Linked DNA regions of Homo sapiens: all the other regions are linked to region 3. The links are chromatin contacts, found by Hi-C or POLR2A ChIA-PET in ENCODE. All regions are on one chromosome and are shown on one strand. The core of a region is the stretch at or near the end of the contact, and the rest is flanking DNA. Distances in the headings are between cores, read along the strand shown. Region 1 holds the start of CCL3-AS1 (CCL3 antisense RNA 1). Region 2 holds the start of CCL4L2 (C-C motif chemokine ligand 4 like 2). Region 3 holds the start of ZNHIT3 (zinc finger HIT-type containing 3).

Evidence for each region. Hi-C counts contacts between places; a loop is a spot of excess contacts on that map. ChIA-PET counts read pairs that join two places held with the same protein, here RNA polymerase II (POLR2A). Pooled maps may share reads with other maps.
Region 1: a loop to region 3 is called in a map with no recorded cell type, with 9 times the contacts of the local background. The contact joins the promoter of CCL3-AS1 here to the promoter of ZNHIT3 in region 3. A Hi-C loop is called at or near these places in 5 of 37 single-sample maps with no recorded cell type and 7 of 50 pooled maps. POLR2A ChIA-PET finds 5 or more read pairs at or near these places in 2 of 52 experiments (WTC11 and naive thymus-derived CD4-positive, alpha-beta T cell).
Region 2: a loop to region 3 is called in a map with no recorded cell type, with 6 times the contacts of the local background. The contact joins the promoter of CCL4L2 here to the promoter of ZNHIT3 in region 3. A Hi-C loop is called at or near these places in 3 of 37 single-sample maps with no recorded cell type and 3 of 50 pooled maps. POLR2A ChIA-PET finds 5 or more read pairs at or near these places in 1 of 52 experiments (WTC11).

Annotation. Positions count from the first base shown.
Region 1 is chr17:36,072,442-36,077,040 of GRCh38, forward strand. CCL3-AS1 (CCL3 antisense RNA 1) reads left to right here and starts at 2,172. Exons shown (of 3, transcript NR_186417.1): 1 at 2,172-2,407; 2 at 4,269-4,361.
Region 2 is chr17:36,207,500-36,212,312 of GRCh38, forward strand. CCL4L2 (C-C motif chemokine ligand 4 like 2) reads left to right here and starts at 3,564. Exons shown (of 3, transcript NM_001291468.2): 1 at 3,564-3,718; 2 at 4,277-4,391. The coding sequence starts at 3,643.
Region 3 is chr17:36,485,064-36,489,486 of GRCh38, forward strand. ZNHIT3 (zinc finger HIT-type containing 3) reads left to right here and starts at 1,618. Exons shown (of 5, transcript NM_004773.4): 1 at 1,618-1,722; 2 at 1,872-1,903. The coding sequence starts at 1,637. LOC105371749 (a long non-coding RNA gene) reads right to left here and starts at 1,616. Exons shown (of 3, transcript XR_934710.4): 1 at 1,524-1,616. RefSeq lists an enhancer at 1,339-2,272.

The DNA of each region.
Region 1 (4,599 bases), core at 922-3,421, 410 kb before region 3:
AACCACTGTTGGTGTGGGGTCACAGGCTGTTTTTAACCAGCATTAAGGTTTCAGAGGCACTGCAACTCCGTTCTAATTTTTGAAGGCATCTGATCTAGTTATTTTTGGTTCATTCCATTGGATGGTTAATCATAAGCAGAAAATCTATCAGATACAGTTATTTCTAGAACTGGGTTTTTAACACGTCTCTTCCAGCACAGCACTGGGAGCTCTGTGGTCATCCCTTCCGCCGCCCACCGGCTCCCCCATTGTATTGACTCCACATTGCCCCCTGCTGGTGAAACAAGTGCGAAGGTCAGCGTCTTTAGCTCCCTGCCTCTGATGAATACAGCTGCACCTTCACAAAGAGCACAGCTGTTCATTGTGATGGTTAATGTTACGCGTCAACTGGACTAAGCTAAGGGATACCCAGGTAGCTGATAAACATCATTTCTGAGTGTGTCTGTGTGGTGTTCCAGAAGAGATTAGCATCAGAAGACTAAAGAAGATCTGCCCTCACCAATGCAGGCAGGCATCATCCAATTCACTGAGGTCCCAAATAGAACAAAAAGGCTGAGGAAGGGTGACTTTGCTGTCTGCGTTTGAGCTGGGACATCCATCTTCTCCTGCCCTCTGACATCCACGCTTCCGATTCTTGAGCCTTCAGACTCAGACAGGGACTTGTACCATCACCTACCCTTCTTGACCCCTTCTCAGGTCTGTGAACTTGGACCAGGACTGACAACTTTGGCTGCCCTGGTTCTCAGGCCTTCAGACCAAATCACACCACTGGCTTTCCTGGTTCTCCAGCTTGCAGATGGCAGGACTTCTTGGCTTCCGTAATTGTGGGAGCCAATTCCCCTAATAAATATCTCGGTATTTATATCTATATCAACATTGGTATCCAATCTATATCTATAGAGAGAAATAGCCTACTGTTTCTGTTTTTCTGGATAACTGACTAATACATTCATTTTATCATCAAGATAAATATTTACAATGTGGGATCTGAGAAGGAGGTGGATTTGGCTGCTTCGGGACCTGCTTTCCTGTCCTGCCTAATCTCTCACCTCCTCATTTTTGCTTATATTAACATTAGCTTGGACTGGAAAATTCTGCTCTTCTAGTCCTGCAAGCTCCAGATCACAGGATTCTTAATTAGCTTGGTTTTCAGGCAGCAAGCAGAAAGTACATTTCTTTAAAAAACTACTTTTTTTCCCCTTCTCTGCTATCAGAAGAATCAGTTTCAAAGTAAGTTAATTTCTTTCTTAGTGGGCCTTACTAAGACTGATGCAAGAAATAGTCTCCAATACCCTGAATTTTCGTTTTTGATAAAACTTTGGCTCGAAGATGGACTTAGAATATATAACAGGCCATGGGGGTAACCGGCAATTTTGGTAACTAGAGGTATCCCCACTGACTTTGACCTTAGCTACTGCCTTCAGCCAGTTCCACGTTTGGGGACCCATACTTACAACATTGCAGTCTATGTTAGTTAGGGATGGTTTAAGTCACAGTGTCAGAAAAATAACTCAATCTGGCTTAAATGATAAAGGGAACTTATTAGTTCACATAACTGAAGCTTCAAGAAATAGAATTAGTTTCAGGCAAAACTTGATTCAGTGGTCCTTGTTTCGCTATGGACTATACATGTCTTTCTGAATTTCTGATCTCCCTGCATTTGAGAGCTTCATCCTAGAAAGAAGTTACTATATTCATCCTAGTTACTCTATTGGCAGAATAGCTTCCAGAAACTTCCAGAGCAAATTGGGAAGACAATGTCTGTATCCTCGTATTTTGAGCCAAGAGCCTGAGTTCCACTTTTATTGGTCTGGCTGGCTTGGATTAAGAGCCCATCTCTTAACCCAGGGGCCAGCAAACTATGGCCATTGGGCCCAATTTGACCTACTACCTGTTTTTGTATGGCCTGCGAGCTAAGATGTTTTTACATTTTAAGTCATTGAAAACATCCAAAAGAAGATTATTTTGAGAAATATGAAAATTGTATGAAATTGGAGTTTTAGTGTCCATAAAAAAGTTTTATTGGAATGCAGTTGGGTTTATTTGTTTCTGTATTGTTTACAGCCCACAGTCTAGCAAGGACTCCTTACCTGGAATGAATCATATTTTCATACGACAAAGCAGAGCTGAGTAGTTGTGAAAGACACTGTATGACCCACAAAACCTGAAGTAGTTTCCATTTGGTCCTTTACAGAGCAAGTTTGCCAACCTGTATCTTAATTCATCTTTGTGGCCAGAGAAGTGGATTTACTGATTTGTTTCAGCTGATCAATGTCTATAACAAGCAATGTTGATGGGCTGAAAACCACACAGACTACCAGAGGGGTTGCTTTTCCGAAGAATCATGTAAGGATAAAAGAGAAAGAAAGAGAGAAAGACCTTGGAACCCAACTAGTATCTACCAAATGTATGTAACTTTCTCATATTAATTCTGTCTTTATATGTGAAGATGACCAATCCCCTGCCTGTGATTACATCACATCAAGCATGTTCTTCCCAAATTGGGGGTTCAATTCAGACTCTCCTGTTATATGCCAGTTGTCTTAGGGATTTTCTCACTTTATTCAACACTATACTCAATTTTTACATTAATAATGCAGTAATAATATACCCCTTTGCCATTCTGTATTTTCCTGTATAATAATAATTATTATTGTTATTATTATTATTTTTTGAGACAGTTTTTGTTCTTGTCGCCCAGGCTGGAGTGCAATGGCATGATCGCAGCTCACTGCCACCTCTGCCTCCTGGGTTCAAGTGATTCTTGTGCCTCAGCCTCCTGAGTAGCTGGGATTACAGGCACGCACCACCACGCCCAGCTAATTTTTGTATTTTTAGTAGAGATGGGGTTTCACCATGTTGGCCAGGCTGGTCTCGAACTCCTGATCTCAGGTGATCTGCCCGCCTTGGCCTCCCAAAGTGCTGGGATTACAGGCGTGAGCCACTGTGCCTGGTCTTTCCTGAATTATTTTACCGGTTTTGTAAAAAGATTTTGATCGGGATATACCCTGTTGCCCCACAAATGATGGCTAGTTCCCAAATCTGAGACTAAGTTTTCATTATAGACTTTATATTCTAAACTAAGTCACTAACAACTGGGGCCAGACAATCCTTCCAGGGCATTGTAGACATAGGAAAAGGAAAGAAAGTGGCCAGCCTAGTGGGTTCCACCTTTGTGAAGGAGAGGTCTTTACTTCTAACTGCTCTTGAAGCCCAGTGAAGGGGTCTCCAGAGGGTAACTTGTACAAACTGGAAGTACCTGCAAACAAGGCAACTCATTTTCCAGTTGGATGTCAGCTTACATGGTGAACCTCATGATTTGCCTGAGCCAAAATGAGCAGGGGAGAAGAAAACAGAAGATAGGAACCAAAGCAGGGAAAAGGATTGCTGGAGGCTGCTCTCCCACCACATGGAATGAGCTTTCCATTGGCCGAGTGATCCTGTGGAAGGGAGCTGGGCTCGAGCCATCCTCCCAGTGACACTCCGCAAAGGTTGGGGGAATCACATGTCCCATTTTGTCTGGGAAATGACCCAGTTTATGCCAGTTGTGCCAGCATAGTTATTAATAGTAACCCCTTTGAGTCTTAAAGTGCTCATCCTACCAATAGGAGATCCACTGCTTAGCTTACAAGGATCTTAACAGCAGTAGCTGATGGGGTGGTCTCAGGGCCGCTGTCTACAAAGGCCCCTGGATGTGTGGGCAAGAGGGTGCTGAAAGCCAGTCTGCCCATCACCTGTAAGGTCTTGCACTCACACAGGGCTAGGTGTGCTCCATGGTGCTTTTTTGTAACATGCTCAATGGTGTCTTCCAGGCTAGCAAAGGCCCAGGGTATGCTGCCAGTGGTGTGAGCAGAAGAGAGAGGTGAAAGATGTTGGGCAAGGGTGGGATCTCTCACCTAAGAAACTATGCAGAGAGAGGACCCTCAGGAATGCCCATCTATCCGAGGGAAATATACATGCATTGCCCATAACTTCAATATTTTTTTAAAAGATGCAGGGATAACCTAGCAGTGGGGGCAGGGACTACATCTGTAGGCAGTTAAAAGAATTCTTTCCCCTCTCTCTTTTAAACATTTAAATTAAAAAAAATTCTTTTAGAGACAGGGTCTTGCTCTGTCACCCAGGCTGGAGTACAGTGGTGTGATCACAGCTCACTGCAGACTAGAACTTCTGGGCTCAAGCGATCCTCCTGCCTCAGCCTCCTGAGTAGCTAGGACTATAGCTGCACACTACAATGCCTGCTAATTAAATTTTTTTTTTTTTTGTAGAGACAGGATCTCACTGTGTTGCCCAGGCTGGTCGCCAACTCCTGGCCTCAAGTGTTCCTCTGGCCCTGGCCTCCCAAAGCACTGGGATTACAGGTACAAACCACCACAACCAGCAAAATTTTCTCTTTATATTACCCCACACAGACAACCCCTCTTTCCAACATGCCAGAGGAGTTAAAAAGAGAAGGAGAGAGGGTATCTCAGAACCAAACTAAAGCTTCATCACACTCCAACTACCAGAGCCTGTTTTGCTCTGGTGAAGGGCGAGGAGAAAGGAAGAAGTAGAAATGTTAGTTAAGTCAAATTTAAGATTAGGGTTCTAAACTGAAGG
Region 2 (4,813 bases), core at 2,314-4,813, 280 kb before region 3:
CACATACTGCTTCCCTTAAAGTGAGGTCCTTGATGCATGAAGATGAAACTGCACCAACTAGGAAAGGCCAGGAGAGGTACTAACACATCTGCTATCAGGCAACACGGAACATTACAGCTGGGGGCGAGGGTCTTGGAGAAGATCAGAACATTTGAAGCAAGAGCTGTACAAAGAAAAGGGGGAGAGAACAGATGAGAGAAGTGCAGCTTGTGTGTGCGGGTGGGGAGGGAGGGAGAGTGCTGAGGCAGGATGACCTTGTACTTTATTTAATGACCCTGAAGTACCCCAGGATGCTGCTCCAACCTCTCCTGTGGCTCCCAGATGCTGTGGGTCCCTTTTTTTCTTAACTTGTATTTTAGGTTCAGGGGTACGTGTGCAGGTTTGTTATATAGGTAAGTTGTGTGTTGCGGGGGGTTTGGTGTACAGATTATTTCATCACCCAGGTAATAAGCATAGTACCCAATAGGTAGTTTTTTTTATCCTCACCCTCCTCCCACCCTTCACCCTTAAGTAGGCCCTGGTGCCTGCTGTTCCCTTCTTTGTGTCCATGTGTACTCAATGTTTAGCTTCCACTTATAAGTGAGAACATGCAGTATTTGGTTTTCTGTTCCTGTGTTAGTTCGCTTAAGATAATGGCCTCCAGCTCCATCCATGTTGCTGCAAAGGGCATGATCTTGTTCTTTTTTTTATGACTGAGAAGTATTCCATTATATATATATATATATATATACCAAATTTTTTTTATCCAGTTTACCATCAGTGGGCATTTAGGTTGATTCCATGTCTTTGCTATTGTGAATACTGTTGCGATGAACATACATGTGCACATGTCTTTATGGTAGAATGATTTATATTCCTTTGGGTATATACCCAATAATGGGATTGCTGGGTTGAATGGTAATTCTGTTTTAAGTTCTTTGAGAAATCGCCAAACTGCTTCCCACAATGGCTGAACTAATTTACATTCCCACCAGCAGTGTATAAGTGTTCCTTTTCTCCACAGCCTCACCAACATCTGTTATTTTTTGACTTTTTAAAAATAGCCATCCTGACTGGTTTGAGATGGTATCTCATTGTGGTTTTAATTTGCATTTCTCTAATGATTAGTGGTGCTGAGCATTTTTTGTATGTTTCTTGGCCGCGTGTACGTCTTCTTTTGAAATGTGTCTGTTTATGTTCAATGCCCACGTTTTAACGGAGTTGTTTGTTTTTTGCTTGTACATGTGTTTAAATTCCCTATAGATTCTGGATATTAGACCTTTGTGAGATACATAGTTTGTAAATATTTTCTCCCATTCTGTAGGTTATCTCTTTACTCTGCTGATAATTTCTTTTGCTGTGCAGAAGCTCTTTAGTTTAATTAGATCCCATTTGTCAGTTTTTGGTTTTGTTGTGATTTGTTTTTGGCATCTTCATCATGAAATATCTGCCAGATCCTATGCCCAGAATCATATTGTCTAGGTTATCTTACAGGTATCATATTTTTATAGTTTTATATTTTAGGTTTTACATTTAAGTCTTCAACCCATTGTGAGTTGATTTTTACAGATGGTGTAAGGAAGGGGTCCAGTTTCAATCTTTTGCATACAGCTAGCCAGTTATCCCAGTACCATTTATTGACTGGGAAGTCCTTTCCCTGTTGCTTGTTTTTGTTAACTTTGTCAAAGTTCGGATGGCTGCAGGTATGCAGCATTATTTCTGAGCTCTCTATTTTGTTCTATTGGTCTATGAGTCTGTTTTTGTACCAAAGCCATGCTGTTTTGGTTACTGCAGCCCTGTGGTATAGTTTGAAGTCATGGCTCCCTTTTTTTACTCTTCTTTTTTCTTTCTCAGAGAAGAGCAGGTAACAATGTGGGGTTAAAGGTGAGCAGGTGGGTTAGAGTAGTGGAGCTAAAGGCAGATAGAGGTCTTGATCCAATTATCCTCATTCCCTTCATTTGTCCAACCTTGCACACTCCTGTATGCAGGGCCTTTGTAAGCTTCACCTTCTGTACAGGTGCCCAGCAACTGTCAAACCAGCCAGGGCTTAACATGAGCATGGGCATTCCCTATGGACTGGCTGGGACACACCCACATCCTTAGATTACACATTTTGCCTGTAACATAGATAAACTCATTACTAGGTATATAATTCTGTTTTGTTTTGTTTTGGTTTGTTTTGCTTTGTTTTGTTTTGCTTTGCTTTGTTTTTGGGACAGGGTCTCATTCTGTCAAACAAGCTGGAGTGCAGTGGCACAATCACCACTCACTGCAGCCTGGACTTTCCTGGGCTCAGGTGATCTTCCCACCTGAGCCTACTGAGCAGCTGGGACTACAGGTGTGTATCACCACTCCCAGTCAAGTTTTTTTTTTGTATGTGTGTTTTTTATAGAGACAGTGTTTCACCATGTTCCCCAGGCTGGTCTCAAACTTCTGGGCTCAAGCAATCTGCCTGCCTTGACCTCCCAAAGTGCTGGGATTTCAGGTGTGAGGCCCTGTACCCAGCTCAATTCTGTTTTTATACTAGAAGAACATTCTCTATCTGGGTCTTCCAGACTTGATTCTTACTGGTTAATTTGTCCTGGTCTTTTGCTGGTCCAAGAAAATATCTTGAAATCTTTATTTCTTCTCCGTTCCCTCCTTGTCCTAGGACAGACTAGCCCTATCCCTTCCCTGAATTAAGTCTGAGTATAATCGGTCTTTGAGTGTGGAATAGCTCCTAGCAGTCTATCAGTCAATGGTTTCTCTTTGTGGTCACACTCTATGTTTATTCTGGAGACTACAGCATGGAAAGAAAATGGACTTTGGAGTCAGATGAATCTTGATTCGAATCTTGATTCAAATCTTGGCAGTGCCATTCATCAGCTCTGTGGCATTGAGCGCCATCAGTGGACCACTCTCTGATCCCCAATTGCCTTATCTGTAAAATGAGATTAGACACCCCTGCTCAAGATTATGGTAGGATTATATATAATATGTGTAACACAGCTTTCCCAGTGCCTGGTACAAGGTAAGTGTCCAATAAGAACTTACAAATGTTCCTGAGCCACCCTACTGGGTCCCTCCGCACATCCAATGCTGGACTCTTCATGCCCAAGGAAACATATAGGGCACAAAAGTCAGTGGCACTGAGCTCAGCAGAAGAAGGCACAGGAAGGGGATGGGGGAGTCCTGGTTCCCGCTTTGTTCTTGGGGCCAGGACTGTGGCCAGCCTGGAAAGACTGGCATGAACCCTCCAGCATCTGGGGGTGCCAACCACCAAGAGCAGCACAGTTCTTGTCTACAAGCCACTTGTAGCAGGTGTGAACATTTCATCTTTTCCTCTGGGGTTTGCAACTCTCTCCCCAGTCTCGGTCACTGCTTTTGGCTGTACCACTTCCCTTTTCTTCTCGCCTGCACCTCCCTCATCTTTCCTCTATGATGACATCGCCCTGGGGAAGAGAAGCTGAGAGGAACTCCTCACTCAGCTAGCTTCAGGAGCCATGACATCATCTCTACCATGGAAATTCCACTCACTCTCCTGTGCCCCCACATTTGTCCTAGGCCTCAGAGTCCCTATAAAGAGAGATTCCCAACTCAGTATCAGCACAGGACACAGCTAGGTTCTGAAGCTTCTGAGTTCTGCAGCCTCACCTCTGAGAAAACCTCTTTGCCACCAATACCATGAAGCTCTGCGTGACTGTCCTGTCTCTCCTCGTGCTAGTAGCTGCCTTCTGCTCTCTAGCACTCTCAGCACCAAGTAAGTCTACTTTTGCAGCTGCTATTTCGAGTCAAGGTGTAGGCAGAGTCCTTTTTTCTAGTCATGGCTGGCAAACAGTGGGATCTGGGGATGGGACAAAAGGCAGCTAGGAAGATTGCCATGTAGTCTGCTGCTAAATGTAGAGTCTAGTAGATATTCAGTAACATTCAAGTTCCTATTTTCTTAAGAATTAGCAACCAGCAGAGGAAAACGATGGGCTGGAAGTCAGACTGTTGAATTGGCTCTGCCTTTAATTATTTGTTCAAGCAAGCCCCTGTCCCTCTCTGTGCCTTGGTTTCCCCATCTGTCATATGAAGGGAGTGCGATGTGTTCTGAGACTGAATCCAGTTCCAATCTTCTAGATTTCTTTCTCGTTCTTCTCTGAAGATCCACTATTCAGAATAAGACTCCTGCTCATGTTAGGTGGGAATGGATACAAGGGACCATATTTGGGGTTCTGGTAGCTCCACAGGGATGCTCAATGAAGATGCAAAATTAGAAGTCAAAATAAACAGCTCCCATGGGCAGTGTTGATCTCACCCTGGCCTTTCCTTTCAGTGGGCTCAGACCCTCCCACCGCCTGCTGCTTTTCTTACACCGCGAGGAAGCTTCCTCGCAACTTTGTGGTAGATTACTATGAGACCAGCAGCCTCTGCTCCCAGCCAGCTGTGGTGTGAGTATCAACCCCTGGCTGCCCTGGGAGGCAAGGGTGAGGGCTGGATTTTTAAAGGGGGCCTGTTTTGGGGAGGGGGTGATGAGCGTTGGGGAGGCAGCTCTCAGGGCTGAAGCCTTCCCTGACAGCAGTGAGGTCACAGGTCATGAACTCACTTTTCAAGTGCTGAAGGCGGCTGAGTGGCAGCCGAGACAGAAGGGGGTTCCTGGGGAGGAAGTTATTCAGAGGACAGGGAAGCAGGGGAAGGCAGACAGGTCCCGTGAGATATGGACCAATTCCTTAAACCATGCTAGAAAAACATGTGGAAAAGTCACTACCAGGCTGGCAGGGAATGGGGCAATCTATTCATACTGATTGCAATGCCCACTGGTTCCTAATCTGGGCAACCCCTGGGGCCCACAGCTAAATCCAGTGAGTGGAAG
Region 3 (4,423 bases), core at 368-2,867:
TGGTACAACTGTTGAACAATATGAGGAACGCTGCGGGTTACTGGGCCTGTGTGGACCCGTTTTGGATTCTAAGCTGGGTCCTGGGCAGAAGTTGGAGGCTGGGGCAGCTGCAAGCAGGACAGGCAGGTGGCCAGAGGGCCCAGCAGCTTCAGCACTGAGGACTGGACTGGGTCGCCACGCCCAAAGGAAGGATAATTACTCACCTCCCACTCAAGAAGCAGGCGGCAGAACTGTTTTGGAGAGCATGGCTTGGGGCCTGGGACCTATGTTCATGCGGTCCAGACGGAGATCCATGAGAGTTAAGACTCTTTCTAGATATCAGGTAGCACTTCTGATTACAAAACTTTTGCACATGGTCTCCTCTCTGCTTTACAACAGCTCAGGAAAGTAGGCCCAAACATCCACTTTAATAGATGAGGGAGCTCAGAGGGGGTAACCAACCCCTCCAGGTCACACAGCCAGGGAGGGGGTTGAGCCAAGGTTCAAACCACTGCCTCGGTTGTTGCAGATACATCCCTGCAGACACCTTTATTGAAGAGGGACCCTGAAGGCTGAACGGCCAACACAGAAGAGGAGGCACTTGGGAGTAAGGGTGATTTATGGCCCTGGGAGGGCCCAGTGCAGGTAGGATGGGAGCTAAGGTAAGGCTGGGCCATGCCTAGCTGCAAGCAAATTTCCTTAAAAAACAAACAACAAAAAACATTACTTTTTCTAAACCTAAAGTTTGTGGTGGCATTCAAGTCCCATCATAGCCCATCTATCCAGACTCATCTGCCTGGGATCCCCGTCTTGGGACTAGTGGTCACTGGCCTGCTTCCTGGTCAATTAGCTTCCGGGACTAGGGGGAGGTGTGAGGAGCCTAGAGTGCAAAATTTAAGAAGCACTCAGTCTCAGGGGCGTGCAGGTGCAGGGTAGCGACGGCAGGACTCTAAGAGTGAGTCTCTTTCCTCCCCGTTTCCCCGTCCTACTTTCACTCTAAGCATTTAGTTCCCAGGGGACAGAGACGACTTCTTCATTAGAAGACCCCGGGGGGTCCCCAGCCCGGAAGGGCTCACAGTTGGAGCTCAAACATTTGCCACTGTTCAGGCTCATCTTTCTTTCCCCAGTGAAAAATGGTCTAGGTTGGGAAGGGCAGGTTCCTGTCTACTGCGTGATCCAACCGATTCTGGTTCGCCCAATGTCTGGACTTGTCCTTTGCCAAGAATAAGCAGATGAGATGGGCGGATGAACCCCAATGTCCCTGCAAGATTCAGGAAGTCCCAGCCAGAAAGTAAAGGACGTTTAGTTCCATGTATTGTTTTCTTTTTTACATGCGGGGCAACACACCTGGACAGTGTCGATGGCTTGCTCCAAGCCACACGGCCGCATAGGGACAGGGACTGGGCTACATAACAAGTTCTTCGACGCTGTGATCTAATCAAGGAAAACCTGGGACGCAGCTAATAGATGCGCATCGAGTGTATCGACGCTCTAAGTACGAGGGCTGGAACAGTGAGCAGGATCAGTCCATTGCTTTTGCCTACCTGCTGAGCGCTGATTGGTCCCCGTTTAGGAAACGGAAAAAGGGGCGTGCACGCGGGCGCGGCTGCGTGAGAGGCGCGCGGCGGCGCAGTGAACAGTCTCCTTCCACAAAACCATGGCGTCGCTCAAATGTAGCACCGTCGTCTGCGTGATCTGCTTGGAGAAGCCCAAATACCGCTGTCCAGCCTGCCGCGTGCCCTAGTGAGCGGGGAGGTCGCGGGGTCCAGGGGCGCGGGTGTCCGGCCATGGCGGGAGGGCGGGAGGCCGGGAGGCCGGGCGGGAGCGGGCGGGCTGCTGGAGGGGCCGGGGACCCTCGGGGCTGACGCGGCCTGTGGCCTCTGTTGTTACAGCTGCTCGGTAGTCTGCTTCCGGAAGCACAAAGGTGAGCCCCGTCCCCGCCAGCCCTCGTACCACTGCGCACGGGGCAGCCCCCACGTCCAGCCTCCGTCTTGGGGGCGTGGACCCTTGGGCTGCGCTTCCTTTCCCGCCTCGGGTCTCCGCGGGTTCTGCAGGAACCTTGCTTCCTCTGACTTGGTCCCTGGTGTCTCTGTGTGTCGGACAGTTCCCTCTGTTGTCCCTGCCTGTAATCGCTCTCAGGGTTTTGGTCAGTAGCCTTTCTTCTACCCCGCTTCTCCTTCTGCGTGTTACTCTTTTTTGCTTAGAAATAGTTTCCGATTGCTTTTCCCACCGAGGTCTACCCTAGCAGTTTCTTCCTCAGTATTCTGATGTAGCCCCTCACCATTTGGCTGAAACTGCGCTAACTTTAACAGTATTTTCACTCGTGTAAATAATGTCTTGTTAGAAACAAAGAGGTAAGTCCATGTACAATACAAGGAGACGTCCTTGATTTGTTAAGAGAAAAAAAGAACCAAGTAAGTTCTGTGTATGATGTGAACACACTTTTGTACAGTTAAAAAGAAGTGACCTGGCCGGGCGCGGTGGCTCACGCCTGTGGTCCCGGCACTTTGAGAGGCCAAGGCGGGTGGATCACCTGAGCCCAGGAGTTCGAGACCAGCCTGGCCAACATGGTGAAACTCCGTCTCTACTAAAAATACAAAAATTAGGCGGGCGAGGTGCGCGCCTGTAATCCCAGCTACTCAGGAGGCTGAGGCAGGAGAATCGCTTGAACCCGGGAGGCGGAGGTTGTAGTGAGCCGAAATCGCACCACTGCACTCCAGCCTGGGCTACAGAGCCAGACTCAGTCTGGAAAAAAAAAGAAAAAAAAAAGTTTGATGTAGGTGGGGCGCGGTGGGTCACGCCTGTAATCCCAGCACTTTGGGAGGCCGAGGCGGGCGGATCATTTGAGCTCAGGAGTTTGAGACCAGCCTGGGCAACATAGCGAAACCCCGTCTCTATAAACAAACAAAGCCAGGCGTGGTGGCCTGTGCCAGTGGTCCCAGCTACTCAGGAAGCAGAGGTGGGAAGATCGCTTGAGCCTGGGAGGAGGAGGTTGCAGTGAGCCAGGATCGTACCACTGCACTCCAGCCTGGGAGACAGCAAGACTGTCTCAAAAAAAAAAAAAAAAAAAGCTTGATGTAGATTCTTTCAGCTTATTTCCACTCTTGTACCAATATATAGAACTTTTTTTTTTAGCTTTTAGAATCTCAGCAATGAGACTGTACCCAACATCCTCATTTGAGTTTATATATTGGGCACTTTTTAAAACCTAGTGCATACAGGCTGGGCGCAGTGGCTCATGCCTGTAATCCCAGCACTTTGGGATGCCAAGGTGGGTGGATCACCTGAGGTCAGGAGTTCGAGACCAGCCTGGCCAACATTATGAAACCACATCTCTACTAAAAATACAAAAATAAGCTGGGTGTGGAGGTGCGCGCCTGTAATCCCAGCTACTTAGGAGGCTGAGGCAGGATAATTGCTTGAACCATGGAGACGCAGGTTGCAGTGAGCCAAGACTGCACCACTGCACTCCAGCCTGGGCAACAGAGTGAGACTCCATCTAAAAAAAAATTAAAAAAATTAAAAATAAAGACTAGTGCATACAAGTTCTAGCTCACTGACTTAAAGGACTGTATGTTATTTCATTATATAGTTGGTACGACCATTATTTATATAAAGCCTCCTATTGGTTGATTTTTCTTTTTAATATTTGTTTTTAATTGACACATAATTGCATACAATTTGAGTTACAGTGTGATACTTCGATACCTGTATACAATGTTTAAGGATCAAATTAGGGTAATTAGCATATTCGCCCCAAATAATCATTTCTTCATGTTGGGAACACTCGCAATCCTCTCTTGTAGCTATTTGAAAGTATAAATTGCTGCCAACATGGTCACACTAAGGTACTGTGTAACACTAGAACTTATTCCTCCCATCTAGCTGTAATTTTGTATCCATTAAGCAACTTCTCCCTAGCCCCCTACACTCTACTCTTCCTAGCCTCCAGTTACCACTATTCTGCTCTCTACTTCTGTGAAATCAACTTGCTTAGCATCCACATGTTAACAAGAACATCTTATGGTGCCTGGCTTGTTTCACTTAACATTATGTTCTTTGGGCTCATCCATGTTCCTGCAAGTGACAGGATTTCATGGTTTTTTATGGCTAATATCCAGTGTATATATGTACCGCATTTCTTTATCCATCTGTTGGTGGATCCTTAGGTTCATTCCTTATCTTGGCTGTTGTGACTAGCAGTAAACGCAGGAGTGCAGGTATCTCTTCGGCAGACTGATTTCATTTCCTTTGGATATATATACAGTAGTGGGATTGCTGGATCATATGGTAGTTCTATTCGTAGTTTTTTTTTAGGAACCTCTATGCTGTTTTCCATAATGACTATACTAATTTACATTCCCAATAACAGTGCAGTGTATAAGAGTTCCCTTTTCTCCACATCCTTGCCAACATGTTTTTTTCTTTTTGATAATAGCCATTC